Linked DNA regions of Homo sapiens: region 2 is linked to region 1. Evidence: chromatin contacts called from ENCODE Hi-C or POLR2A ChIA-PET data. All regions are on one chromosome and are shown on one strand. Each heading gives the region's core, a stretch centred on a gene start or an enhancer-like site at or near the end of the contact. The rest is flanking DNA. Distances are from core to core; before and after follow the strand shown.

Region 1 (7,390 bases), core at 3,238-5,737:
TTATAGCAAGGCACTTTACAAAATCATAATGTCTACACAAAATGTTATATGGGCCTGACGATAATAGATAGAACTAGCAATTATTGAACAACCATGTGTGTTGATTAATGGACTGGTATTAATCCAGAGTGAGTCTAGCTGACATGCCCACTTCAGAGTAATTTATTATGTCAATTTAATATTTTTATCAACAATTTGAATGAAGACGTAGTAGATATGCCTACCAAATACAAAGATGACCAAATAACTCAGAAACATAATATTAAATGTGTAAATAAAAACTAACAAAAGGAAATTTAAAAGCCTTATATTTAATCTGAGCACGCCTAAAAAAAAATAAAATAAAAGCTTTATATTTAAGCTAAAAAAAAAATCCGTTACACAAAAACTAGGTTAGGAAGACACAGTTTAACATCTTATGTATAAAATATATGGGAGAGAAGTTGATACTTCAGGCTCATATTAAGCATAATAGAAGTTAAAACTGTCAATGAAGTATTTGGTTAAAAAAAAAACAGCATTTGATTCACACCCACCACACTCTCCATCTGACCAAATATCATCTAAAATGCTGGGTACAACTCTGGGAACCATGTATAATGACAATGAGCAACTTAGAGTTAATTAAGAAAAAAATAACCATGGTCGAAGGATCAGAGAATTACATTATCTAAGGAATGATAAAACAAACTGGGATTATTTACTCTGAAGAAGAGAAGGGAATGCTCACAGTGTGTGGCAGGGAGAAAGGGTCAGCAGTGACACCACAGTAGTCTTCAACTATGTGAAGAGGCCATTCATGTGAAAAGGACATTATACTTGGAAAAAGCAAAATACTGTGGGAACAGCATAGTCTATGATGTATAAAGACCTGGATTCAAATCCTGGTGCCATCATTCAGTGCGCATTATTTGATGCTTGGAGAGAGATTAGTTTTCTTACCTAGAAAATGATACCTATCTCATAAATGTATAAAATTAGAGGCAAAAAATATTTATAAGCTGCCTGGCACAGACTGACACACTGTGATGCACAACGAAGTTAGTTCTCATCCCTAAACTTTTCTGAGTTATTCTAGAAACAGTGTTTTTCAAGTGAGAATTGCAACTCTTTAATGGGTCACAAAATCAGCTTAGCTGGGGAGTAACCAGCATTTTTTTTTAATGAAACAGAATAGAGCGGAAAATATCCAAGCATACCACTTGTAGTAAAAGTAATCAACATTTTGTGAAACTTTTGCTTCAGTTATTCAGATACATGTGAATTCCTGATTATGAGTTAAAATGTATTTCTTATCATGAAGCTGGGTCCAAAAAAAAAAAGAAGAGTATGAAAGTGACTGCTGTAGAGCACTGTTTTCTAAAAAAGATACTAGTTCCTTGGGAGCTCAATTAAGTTTAGGACCAAACCATACTCCCTAGAGATTTACTATGTTCAAAACACATTAGCATCTCCAGGAGCCCAGCATTAAAGAAAACTGTTTATTTTTGTTGAACCCAGTTTTTCCCACATTTATTCCATCCCAGAACCCACCCACTTTTTTTCTACATAACACTTATTGACATCTTCAGAACTAGCACTTTGCGGCACATACACTCGGGAGGAAACATTCCTCTAGATGAAAAGGAAGGTGCAATAGCTAGAAGTTACAAAAGGTAGATTCTTAGCTTGCTAAGAAAGGAAAAAATATTGACTTTGAATCTTCCTGCCACTGACATCCATCCCCTACAACTTTTACCCTAATCACATACCCCAACGCATTTTAAATATGATTTATATTCAACTTTCAGTTCACACAAATCTCAGAAAAAGTATAGGACACCTATAATATCAAGATATGAAGCCAGGATCAAAGCAGTAAGCAGGAATCATCTGGTCAAAAGAAACTCCTGGAACAGTATTTAAGGAAGACTTGCTTTACCTTAACAAACTCATGCTCAGGAACCAAAGCAGCCAAAGACTTAATCGGCTTCCCCAAGTGGACTCAATGTGTTCTAATAATACATAATCTAAAATGGGCTGATGGGTGCAGCTAATCCTCATTATTATGAGCATCATTTTATTATCATCACTTGCAAGAGCCATGTGACAATATTTACAAGATTCTGGGTTCTTTTAAAGTGCATACATACCCAAGATTCCTTTGGGAGAATGCAATTTCACATTTATATCAAAAACTGTCACTACCACAGTCAGCTCTAATATTTGATATCACTTGGTAATAAAGGTATGTCATCATATACTCAAGAGTAATTCTGTTACTCAAATCTTCCTGAGAGTTACAAATACCTCTGACTCTGCTCTTGTAGCTGTCAAGAGCATAAAATGCCCTTCCCGCTCTTTCCTCACTTTCAGACTCCAAGCCACCTCCTCCTCAAAGTCTGGCCCAACTACTTTGGACTACTATTTTTTTCCCAGTTACTGAGCACTGTCAGTACTCTTTGTTCTATCACTCTTTGGGTAATTCACTGTACACTTTCTAGTTTATTTAACTGCACAAAACTTAGTTCTCAACAAGACTATAACTGCCTTATGAACAGGGATCAACACTTAAGAATCACCAGAATCTCCTACAACATCATATAAGAACTGTTTCTTGATTTAAGTAACTAGGCTTAAGAGTAACAAATAGCAGCTTGTTTTAGACAGTTTACTATGTGCCAGATCCAGCGCTAAATGCATACATAATTATCTTACTAAATTTTCATAACTCTATAGAGGTAAGTGCTATTATTTTCTCCATCAAATACAAGAAGAAAGTGAGCCTCAGAGTAACTTGCTCAAGGTCATACTGCTAGTAAGTGGCAAAACCAGGGGCGAACCCAGGAAAGCTCTTAACTACCTCAGAACACTGCAAAGTTCCAGCCCTGCAATACCAGAGTCTATGAATGATTTCGATTTCACTGTTAGAAGTTTTAATTTCAATAGAGCAGAGACATTTTAGCTAAAAGTTAAAACTTTAAGAAAAATGAATTAAGACAAATAATTGCCCACACACATCTTTATAATAAAACGAGAGGAAAAGCCTCCCATGTCCTATTTATGAAAGTGATATTAAGGTGGGGGGGCCACAATTTCATCAAGAAGTGGCTTATGACAATATAGCTTTGGTTTAAATTTTTAAATAGGACTCTTTTTCTCTGCCCCTAGAAGGACGTGGAAATGAAAGATGGATGTGATAACTGTCAATTCAGAGCTCTGCAAAACGCCAGACTCAATTCTTGTTTTAGAAAATAAGAGCCAGGGCTCGTTCCACCCTTGACTCTTCACACAGAGTAACAAAAAAAAAAAAAAAAAAAAAAAAGCAGCACCATCCTCTGCCCTCTCTTCACACAAAGCAAGGTTTACCCCACTACCCAAAGGGGAGTGCTGATTCATACGGTCTCCCCATCCCCGCCAGAAATGGGTCCCAAACACCAACCGCTGCATAGACGTAGACGACTCTGGTCTGCCCCTGACCCCCACACCTGGTGATACCTCATCAAGCAGACCCCTCTCCTACATCCAGAATGCCCAGGGCCACCATCCGAAAGCCAGTATCTTACACAAAGCAGGATCCCTGCCTACAAAGCAGTTTCCCACCTCCGACTCCTCCCCAGGCGAACAGCCCTTCTCAAGCTGCCCCAACCCACAGACCCCAATAGGGTCCAGCACTCAGAAGGTCCACAATCCAAAGGACAACGAGCTACAACCCTGTTACTTGCGCACGCCTCGAACCCCCAACTCCAGCTGACGTTCCCTCTGCCAAAGCAAGAAAACCACAAGTCGCCACAGGAGAGCGGACCCGGCTACACAAAGCGAGGCGCCCGACCAGAGGGACCCTCAGAGGACGCTCTCCGCCCCCGGGCCCGTCCCCGCCCAGCTCCTGCCCGGCGCCTCGCGCTCACCAGCTCTCCTCCTCCTCCTCCCAGCCTGACAGGCGCTCCAGCTCGTCGGGCCGCAGCGGCTCCACCTCGTCCAGCAAGCCGCCCTCGCCCGCCGCTAGCAAGGAGGTGGCGTCCCGCAGCTCTTCGCTACTCGTCCGCCTCGGGCCCGACCCGGGCCCGCCGCCCGACTTGGCGCTGAGGCCCAAGGGGAAGCCCCGAGGAGACGCCGCGCCGGAGGAGGGAATGGACGCGCCGGCCCGAACCGGGCTGCCGGGCCCAAGGGAGCCGGCGCCCTGCACGGCCCCCGAGCGGCTCCTCAGCTGTTCGTTCTGCTTCTCCAGCTTCTTCACCAGCTCCTGCAGCTTCCGCACCTCCTGGTCCGCGTTCACGTTGGAGTTAACGTCCTCCATCCCGGCCCCGCCGCCGCCGCCGCCTCCGCCGCCCGCTCGCTCTCGCAGCGACAGGGAAAGAGACGGAGGAAAGAGGCGTCGCCGCCGCTCACTCTAGCCGAGGCGCCGGCATATAGCAGGACCAGGCCCCACCGCCAGGGTCCCCCCACCTCGGGTTCCAAAGCGCCGCTGGCCCCAGCCGAACTGCCTCATCTGCGCCGGCTCCGGGATTGGGGGAGGCGGCGCCAATATCCGGCCCCTGCCGCCATCTTCCCTCCGTCCCTCCGCCCCCCGCGGGCCGGCCCAGTCGGTGACCTCAGAGCGTCGGGGGTGGACGCGGCCGCCGGCGGGCGCTGAGAGGACCCGGCGCCAGCTCGCGGCGGGGCGGGGCCACGGACGGGGCCTATGGGGCGGGGCCGGTGCTTGAGGGGCGGGGATTAGGCCGGAAGGGGCGTGTCGGCGGATGTGGGACGCGGCCGGGCTGGCTAGGGAGGGTCCCTGCAGAACGGGAGGCCAGCAGAAGGCTCGCGGCGGGCGGGGCTGAGGTGGCTAACAAGGTCCTCGAACAGCCTCGCCTGTTGGTCTGGGCGTGTGGGCGTGTTCTCCACCCCTTACAGGGAGTGTGGGACCCGCGGGCCAGTCTCGCCCTTGTTCCGGGCCGGATCTCGAGTGGGCGCTCAGCCCGGCGGTGGAGAGACAGTTTACTTTGTTCAGCAAATATTTAATCGATGCCGACTTTTAATTGGAGATTGTCTCGGCTGGCAGGAGCCTCTAGACTGCCTGTGTCCTGTTTCTTCCCCTGAAAATAAGAAACCCCAGTTTCAGACAGTTAAGAGAGGTCTAAGGTCAAAATAATCATAATTTCTTGAGTGCTTCCTACTGGCCAGACAGTGTGCTAAGCACTTTTAAAGGCATTATCTCATCGGTTAAAACATAGTTTTCCCGACTTAAAGTTTACAGCACACTGGGGCGGAAGCGGGGGATAGTAAACCGCTTCTCTACTCCCTTTCTCCGTTTATTGACTCACACTCTGTTCTTTGGATCACTTCCTTCGGAAAAAGTTCCTCGTAGTGTGTCTTGACTTTTTTAAAAGTTGTATGTTAAAAGTAGTTAAACACGCTGACAGATACTGAAGAATGAAGAAAATTGTAAGAATGTGAAGTCTGCCTTTAGAATGCGGCAGGAAACCTAAACAAAACTTAAATGCTTTGTTTTGATCACATTATCACAGTCGTTGGTCTTCAGAGGTCAATTGTGAACGGCTTTGGCTTGTGTTTGCAGCTTTTCTTCAGTTGCCGCCTCCACCCTTAGTTTAATAACAATGATCCAGTCCTGTTACACCTGAGTGTGGACTCATGCCATGACTGACTTGCTTCTACCCTTTAGCTTTTCTAGTGCCATATTCTCCGCCTGCCATATCTGATTCTTTTCTTAAATCCCATACTCTCTCATTCAGGAAACCTCTTCCCAACAATTCCACAAAGATCTAATTATTCTGCATATTCTAGCACTACGTGATCAATAGTTCTCAATAGGTGTTTGCACTTTTTTTTAAATTGCTTTTTTCTCTAAGAATTATTTTTCGTTTGTTTTTGTCTGTTTACTTGATTTAAGGACACTTCATTTTTGCTTCCCATGTCTAGTACACTGACACAGTGGACACTCAATACTTGGTTTGTTGAAAGTTAAGTAGACTATAAGTTCTACTTAAAACCACGTAGCTATTTATTCGTAGCAAAAAACGTATTTGTGTTAAAAGTTTGCTGGCTAACTATAAGTCGAGTATTTTTCTAGCTATACAGACCTAGTCAAAGGATGTGATTGTTTGCTAACATAATTGTCAAGTAATATATATTATCTGTGTAATGCTCATCTAAATATCATTGCTCTTTCTGACCAGTCTGAACTTGTTGCCGGAGGGTTAAAAATCATGACTACTTCACGTGTAGCAGTTTTCACTTGCATTCAATGCTTTGTAAAATAGATTCCAACTAGTCAGTTTCTATAAGGCGAACCCTTCAAATATACTCCTTGAAAAGAACAGTTCACCGGACATTATGAAGTTAGCACTAATGTTTGTGGGGCAGGAAAAGCTGTTGTAGTGTGGAACAATGAATTAAGAATCAGAAAGCCTGATGTCGGGTTCTAGCTGTAGCATAAATGCACTTGACCTTGATCGCTGCTCTCTAATCTCTGGTCCTTAGTTTACTTTAGAATGCGTGAGTTGGAGGATCTCCAGTATCTCTTCCAGGATGAAAAAGTAAAGGATTCTGGTGAGGCCTCATGGTTGCAAAACATGAGAGTGAATATACTTAGATATATAGAGAAGTTCATAGTGGATAGATATACTTGGATTTTTAAATTCTATTGCCTTACTCAATGTCTTACCTTTTTCATTCAATAAATATTGAATATATCTACTATATGGCAGGCACGAATTTAGATATTTGGATGTTTAATAGGCCTCTTAAGTATCAAACAACATTCAGTTCATACACACACATACACACTACACAGCATATACACACGCTTAAATCTGCTTGTCCTGTAGTCATCACCATTCCAATAAATGACAGCTCTTCTAAATGCTCAGACCAAAAACCTTAGGATAATCCCTACTCCTCACTTTCTTTCACCCACCAAATCCAATCTTTAAGCAGGTCGTGCTGGCTCTACATTCAAAATATGTCTAATTACTTCCCAGCACCTCCACTGCTACGACTCTAATTCAAGTTGCCATCTTCTCTTGTCTAGATTACAGTGGTACTCTTTTAATGAGCTATTCCACTTTGCTGCTTTACAGTCTCTTGTGTACATGGCAACCAGATGATCTTTTGTGTAAGTCACATCAGGTTACTCTCCTGCTCAGAATCCTCAGAAGCAACTGGCTTCCCAACATACTTCAAAGTCTTTTCCCTGGACTATAGGGCTCTGGATACTCGGCAACTTCTGCAAGTATCTCATTAACTAACACCTTCCCCATCACTCTACCACACTGGCCTTCCTGATTTTCTTCAAACAAGCCAAGCATGTTTCTACTTTAGGAACTTTGCACTTGCTTTTCTGTCTAGGATCTGGTTGTCATTCACGTTATCACATGACTGACTCCCTCACTTCATTCAGGTCTCTGCCCAA
Region 2 (7,390 bases), core at 2,778-5,277, 3.7 Mb before region 1:
TATTAAGTATGTATTATATACTTGGTTCTTAATGTGTTCAGGACTTAGAGCAACATGGAAAATAATAACACATTACCTCTGCTTTGTAAGGAACTCAGTCTAATCAGAAGCAAACTGTATATGCATGAAAAGTAAAGTAACAAGATACTGCACTAAGTATCAAATGGGTGTTACAGCAAATTAGTGCAATAATAGTTAAAAGGAAAGAGGAATAAGGACTGGCTGTGATTGTCAGGAGGAGGTAGGACTGAGGTTGGTTCTGAAAAATGGGAAGAATCTGGAGAGGCATGAATTCACAGATAACTAAAACAGATGGACAAATAAATAAATTTCAGTATAGTGTGATGTGACAATAGCAGCATGCTTGGGGATCACAGAGAGGTCCACACAAATCAGAAATGTATGATTGGGAGAAGGTTTAAGAAAGGCTTTTCAGAAAAGATATCCCTTGATCTGAGTTTTAGTGGACAAGTAGAGACAGCTAGATTAAAAGGAGAAAGAGCCACATATGCAAAGGAACAGAGCCATTAAGAACTTGAGTTCGGGCAAGCAGATGGGGGCTGCAAATATTGCACAGGGATAAAGGGATAGATTACTTTGTCTCTGATTCCCTGACTCCTCTGTAGTCACGTTGGATGTGTGTGTGGGACAGGCAGGAAACAAGGCTAGAAAGGGGCAGAAGGACCAAAAGTTTCTAACCTTTTGGTGAAGGACCAAAATTTGGTGAAGGACCAAATATAAGGAGCTTAAATTTTATCATGAAAGGTATTGGAGTATGGTAAGCTTGAGGGTGAGGAGTGACATGATCAGATTTGTATTTTAGAAAGATCATTCCAGAAATAGTATAGAACTACTTTGAGGTGTCTGACTAGATGGTGATATCATTCACTAAGGGAACACAGGAGGACCAGATTGGGAAGAAAGGTTTTGAGTTCAAATTTTTCATGTGTTGAACTTGAAGTGTGTATTTGTAACACACAAACTTGGTGGCTTTAAACAACAGAAATTTGTTGTCTTACAGTTCCAGAGGTTAGAAGTAAGAAATCAGAGCCTTCTGGAGGCTCTAAGCGTATATCTGCTCCATCCCTCTTTCTTAGCTTCTGGTAGCGGTTGGCAATTATTGGTATTCCTTGCCTAGTAGAGTGATCACTCCAATCTCTGCTTCTATGTTCATATCATCTTAGTGTATGTTGCCATTCTGTCCTCTTATAAGGATAAGGGCTCATCCTAAATTCAGAGTGATCTCAAGATCCTTAAAAACATCTGTCTTAGTTCATTTGGGCTGCTATAACAGAATATGGACTAGGTGGCTTATAAACAACAGAGCTTTATTTCTCACAGTTTTGGAGGTTGGGACATCCAAGATCAACATGCTTAGAGATTTAGTGTCTGGTGAAGGCCTGTTTCCTGATTCATAGATGTCACTGTGTCCTCACATGGTGGAAGAAACAAACCAATTCTCTTGGATCTATTTTATAAAGGCACTAATCCTATTCATGAGAACTAATCATGAATAGTGATAGCTAATCACCCATCATTTCCTTCTATGATGTGAATGTGTCCCCAAAAATTCATGTTCGGAAATTTAATCTCCAATGCAACAGCATTGGGTGGTGTTGCCTTTTGAGAGCTGTTCAGGTCATAGGGGCTTGGCATTCCTCCCCTCAGGATGACAAGGTGTTCAAGGTAACATCCTGGAAACAGAGACCAGACCCTCATCAGACAACTGAACCTGCTTGGACTTCTCAGCCTCCAGAACTGTGGGAAAATAATTTTTTGTGCTTTATAAATTCTTCACTCTCAGATGGTCTGTTATAGAAGCACAAAGTGGACTAAGTCAGCTTCTAAAGGCCCTACCTCCTAATATCATCACACTGGGGGCTAAGATTTCCACATGTGAAATATTCAGGGGAGACACAAACATTCATTCTATAGCAATCTGCAAAGACTCTGTTTCAAAGTAACACCACGTTCACAGATACTGGAGGTTAGGACTTGGATATGCCTTTTTGCAGGGCACTATTCAAACCACTGCAAAGTGAACAAAGGTGTAAGTGTCTTCATAATCTGACTCATACTCCAGCCCTGGGGACCTGTGTTTTGTGCTTCCAAATGCTAATATCATGCAACAGTCAAAAGAAAGAGCAAAATTAAAGGCTGTGATGTATGGTAGAAAGAGCAAAGACTAGTCAGATGGACCTAGATTCAATACTGGCTCTTTAGGAGTTGAAAAGATGGTCAGCCATTTAACCTCTACAAGCCTTGATTTCTTCATTTGTAAAAGAGGCATTGCCAGGCACAGAGTTGACTTTAAATGTCATTATTTCAGGGGAAAAAAGGCTGACAATAGTACATTTGAAAATAACCCACATTAAAATGTGGTCATGTGAGTGAATTGGATCTCTTTAAAAGAGAATAGAAATTGGCATTAAGAATAGTGGGATGTCCTGTCAGAGATGGACATCAGCGATGAGGAAAGAATCCAAGAGAAGGTGATATTCAAATAGCCAAAGGAGCATTTGGTTTCAGGAAAATTGGCTACCAGGTATCTCACCACCTAAGTGGGAGGGAGGTTGGCAAAATCAAGTCAGGGCTTAGAAATTGGGATACTGGGCAGATTTCTAAGATATCTATTAAGTTTAATTACTGTGCTAGACATTGGAGATTAAACGATGAGTAAGACACCTACCTTCCAGATAGAACACACCATCTTTTGAATGAAATCAGCAGGTAGACAAGATAAAAATACAATGCAATCTGAAGTGCTAGAAAAGGCTAGGCACACAGTTAAGGAACAGATCTGTGGGAGCCTCTGAAGCCTTTAGAGAAAATATGACGTTTGAATAGAATAGTTCTTGAAGGATGAATAAGAGTGCGCGTGCCAGGGAAGAAGAACTTTCCCAGCAGAGAGAAAAACGCAAAGCTTAGGAATTAAGGACTAGAAGATAGGAACTCAGAATCAGTTAAAAGCCCAGTTGTGCAAATTGATCAATGAGACCACAGGCAGAATATTAACACAGAGCCTTACTGCTGACTCCTGCATCATTGGGCTTTAACTTAGAATTTTCCTGCCTAAAATGCATGTTTGTCCCACAGACTCAGAGAGGAGTGAGTCTAGAGATATGAGTCAAGTGGTTCCAGCATTTAGGAAAAAAGAAATGCAGAGAGACTGATGACCAGCTAGGTACTGACTCCCACTGAATTAGACAGTACTAGGGCCCAAAGGTGCTTATTAGAAGTGATTCAGCTACATGAGGAACAGTTGCTATTGACTTCACTGCATTTTTTTTCAGCTAAAATAATTATTGGATTATATCTACAACAGGGAACAATGAATGTCTACTCAAGTAACTCGTACATTTGAGTGGCTTCCCGGTGTTCAGTAAATGTCCGTTCAATTAGGTTCCCGAGGATATACATGGTAACACTATCTCCAACACTAAATGAAAAATCCATCCCCAGTATCGCAGGATAAAAACATCAGACTTCATAGGCCTCCGAAGTCAAGCAGCCCGAAGGATTCAACGTCCTCCTTGAGGACTCTCAGTCTTCAAGACTCCAGCCACCTAAGTGACCACTCGTTCACTTCTGCCCACGCAGTCACCACGCCGGTCCGCGTCCACTTGTGGTCTCGATATCGGCCCCTCCCACCCTAGCCAAGGAGACCTTGGTCCGAGAAACAAAGAGAGCCTCACAGCTCCGGATGGCACCGATCTTTCAGCGATGGGGAACAAAGGGGAAGGGGAGAAGCGTCCTCGATTTTTGAGGGTGCCCTTTCTGAGGAATCTGCAGGCGGCCCGGGGTGGAGCGGAATCCCCATAGGCCCCTTCTGGCCCCTGTGCAATACAACGCGCCCCAGGCCAAGGTCCTAGGTGCAGGGGCCGCCGCAGAGCCTGAGCCCGCAGGGCTGGGATGCGGGTCGTCAGGGATGCGGGCTGGGGAGGGGAGGGTGTGAGCAGCGGGTGCCCCCAGTCCCCGCCAGGGCGCAAGCGCAGGCGCGCAGGGTGCGGTCGCGGAGGGGCGGGCACAGTCGGGCGGGGAGCTCGGCGGCGGCGGGCGCGGGAAGATGGCGGCAGCGGCGGCGGCGGCTGCAGAACAGGTCTGTGAGTACCGCCGCGGCCGCGGGCTGGAGGAGCGGGGGAGGCCGCGTCCTGCCGGCTGGGCCCGCGGGAGCCCTGGCCGGGGGTGCGGGGGGCGCGGGCCGCAGGGTCTGGGTTCGGCGGGGCCGATCGGGGCGGGGCGGGGCGGGAGGAGCTGTGCCCCGCCGAGGATGCTGGCACAAGCTAGGGACCAGGAGCCAGGGGCGGCCTCGGGCTCGGCCCGGCCTGGCTGATCCTCGGAGGGGGTGAGGAGGGGTCTCCTTCCGGAGAGCCTGGGAGGCGGTCGAGCCAGCCTGGAAGCCTGCGCTGGGACGTGCCAGGGACGTACCCCGTTCAGCCGCCAGCAGAGATTTGGATAAAAATAACCGCAGCCCCAGCGAGAAGGCTCCTCTTACAAGAAACGGGTCAGCTGTTGCCCCGGTGTCAGCTTGCCATCTTTGTTTTTTGTTTCTGCCATCTCCAATATGCAGACATCCCAGATTTCCCCTCACGCTTTGGTTTTTGAAGATTTAGTCACCAGTCTAAAACTATCTCCTGTTCACTTTTAAAAATGATTTATCCAAGATTTCCTGACCTGCATTGTAAACTTGTAACTTAGAATGGTTTAAAAGGCTCCTCATCCCCCCAAAATCTAGTTATACGTATGCATACATGTACATGCATATGTGTGTGTGTTAATATATACATACACGTAATCGCTAGGGTGATTTATTGTAATACAGATAATTTTCAGTAACTTTCCCCCTTACCTAACTTACTTTTCCTTTGAACAATTATAGTAGTTTCTCTTTAAAAAGTCTCATTCTAAAACATTGTTGAAAAAAATGAGTCAAGTTTTGACCTTTGGAACGATTTTCTTAGATAATTAACTTTTTAGAGACCTATTAGATATATGTCACTGGAGGGCTCATTCTGAAGATAAAAGACGTAAAATCTCTCTTCAAGGAGCTTAAAGTCATACAGCCAAATACATGCAGAAAAAATCAGCTAAAGACAATAGGCAGGCTGCAGATTTGTAACAGTAAAATAAAACATAGAGGAATGAGTGAAACTGAAAGGAGACAAAACTTCTTGGAGTTGGTATTTAAATTGTGCCTTGGCTTTCCTCATTTCCCGCCTAAGTTATCAGCTTCTGTTTCAGATGATTGTTTTTCCATCTGGTTCTATTTTTGCTTTACACATAAGTGGGGCAGTCTGATCCGTTACTCAGTCTCCACTTCAAATTTACGCATTACGTCTCCAGCCCTGAACTTAACTGAATTTTCCATAGGCACCTCAAACTCAAAAATGTTCAAAACTGGACTCTGTCATACTTACTATTAAAAAGGCTACAACCATCCATTCACTTGTTTAACCTAGCCAGAAACTTAGGACCAAGGCCATTTTAAGGGAGCTGAGAAGGACCTGCACTTGGTTTAATGTTCTGCTGTCCTGGGCTTGAGATTTAAACAGTGAGCCCCACATTTTCTTTTCCCCCTGGGCCCCACAAATTATATAGCCAGTCCTATTTGGGAGTCATCTTCGACCCCTTTGTGCCACACTCATATCCAAACAATCACGAGATCCTGACAGTTCTACCTCTTAACACCTTTCCCCAGACTTCAGCTTCAAAGTCAAACCTCAGTCAGTACCTCATTGGGACTCTTAGAGAAACCTGCTGTTGATATCTTCACTTCTAGGCTCTTCAGTTCCAGTTCATCTCTTTTTGGAGTGATTTTACTACAATGCAAATCTGATTGTATAGGAAACCTATTTTAACTCTTCAGTAGTTCCCCTTTGCCTTCAGGATAAAGTCCATTGTTCTTGTCATGGTATTTATGTTGCTTACTGGCCCCTAAGCACATCTCTCATTGTATTTCTTGCTTCATCCCTACACCTATCCTTCTCACCATCCACATAAAGTGACCAAAATTAGTTCTCCCAGAGATGGTTGCCTCTCAAAGTCTCCATGCTTCTTCCTCTGCCTAGAGTGACCTTCTTAGCTCTTTTGCCTGGTTAACTCCTGTCCATCCTTCAAGAGTTAACTCAACCTTCAGCTTTTCTTAGAAACTTTCCCTGATGCCCTTGCCTGCTAGGTGGAGATGCATTCCTCTTCTGTACCCTTTCTGTATTGTATGCATTGCTCCACTACAGCACTTGTCATGCTTTGTGAACTGTTAGTCACCTTGTCTGTCTACCTGACTGGCCTGTAATTAAGCTCCTTGAGGGTGGACACTATGTTCATCCTGGTAGCTTGGAGCACCTGGCTTATAGTAACTATTCAATAAATGTTAAATGCATCAAGATGAAGACAGTAATGTGCATGGTTTGGCAGAGAAGAGTAAAGACTACGTCTCAGGAGGGATGAATTTTGTCCTTTCTCTCTTTTATGTGGACCTATATTCAAACTTTGGCTAACACTTTTAAGTTGCCCATCTGTTAGGGCTGTCAGAAGCCTGAGGTTCTTTTTTGGAACCTGACTACAAATTCTGTTAAGTCTTCTCTTAAAGTATCTACTTAATCTCTCCTTTTTCATCCCACTTTAGTTTAGGTCCTCTTAACCTCAATCCTCCATTACTACAACATCCCCAGCAGCTTACTTACTGGTACTCCTCTTTCTTCTCTCTCGTACAAATGCCCACACCTTTAACACTCTGAATTTGTGCTCAAAAACCTCCAGTGACTCCCAATTAAATAGAACATAAAGACTAGAATTTGTACCCTGCTGTCCAAGAACCTTCACAACCTGGCCCTACTTTTCCAACTTCCTCTTCCCTGCCTTGCCATATCTGACCCATCTACTTCTCCCCATTTCCCTAACAACTCCAGGTCATCCTGTCTCTCCTCCCTTTGAACTCTGCAGTGTGTATTGCCTAGACTATTGATTTTGGCACCTGAACATACAGAGTGCTTTATTGCATTGTTAAATATTTTATGTTAACATGTACACAAATCATATCTGTTAATACATAGAGGATAAGGACCCTTTCCTATAGTTCTTTTGTATTCCTATCTATGGAATTAGTGTTTAAGCGTAAAGTGCTTAATACATGCGTATTCAACAACTGAATTTTCTCAGAGCTTTAAGAAATAAGTAGGACAGTATCCATTTCTGCCCATTTCTTTTGTGCTCTTGATATTCAAGATTATTACCCAAAATGTCATTCAACCATAGTCTAGGTCAGAGGTTCTCAAATCATTTTGGTCTCAGGTTCTCTTTACACTCTTAAAAAATGGAGGATTCCAAAGAGCTTTGGTTTATGTGGGTTATATTCATTGATATTTACTATAGGAGAAGTTAAAATGGAGAA

Evidence for each region. Hi-C counts contacts between places; a loop is a spot of excess contacts on that map. ChIA-PET counts read pairs that join two places held with the same protein, here RNA polymerase II (POLR2A). Pooled maps may share reads with other maps.
Region 2: a loop to region 1 is called in a map of naive thymus-derived CD4-positive, alpha-beta T cell, with 13 times the contacts of the local background. The contact joins the promoter of SGCB here to the promoter of SLAIN2 in region 1. A Hi-C loop is called at or near these places in 1 of 168 maps with a recorded cell type or tissue (naive thymus-derived CD4-positive, alpha-beta T cell) and 5 of 50 pooled maps. POLR2A ChIA-PET finds 5 or more read pairs at or near these places in 1 of 52 experiments (OCI-LY7).

What each region holds. Positions count from the first base shown.
Region 1 is chr4:48,338,626-48,346,015 of GRCh38, reverse strand. SLAIN2 (SLAIN motif family member 2) reads right to left here and starts at 4,487. Exons shown (of 8, transcript NM_020846.2): 1 at 3,888-4,487. The coding sequence starts at 4,276. RefSeq lists silencers at 4,007-4,316, 4,457-4,796 and enhancers at 3,627-4,540, 4,947-5,066.
Region 2 is chr4:52,034,936-52,042,325 of GRCh38, reverse strand. SGCB (sarcoglycan beta) reads left to right here and starts at 4,027. Exons shown (of 6, transcript NM_000232.5): 1 at 4,027-4,099. The coding sequence starts at 4,067. RefSeq lists a silencer at 3,815-4,254 and an enhancer at 4,495-4,614.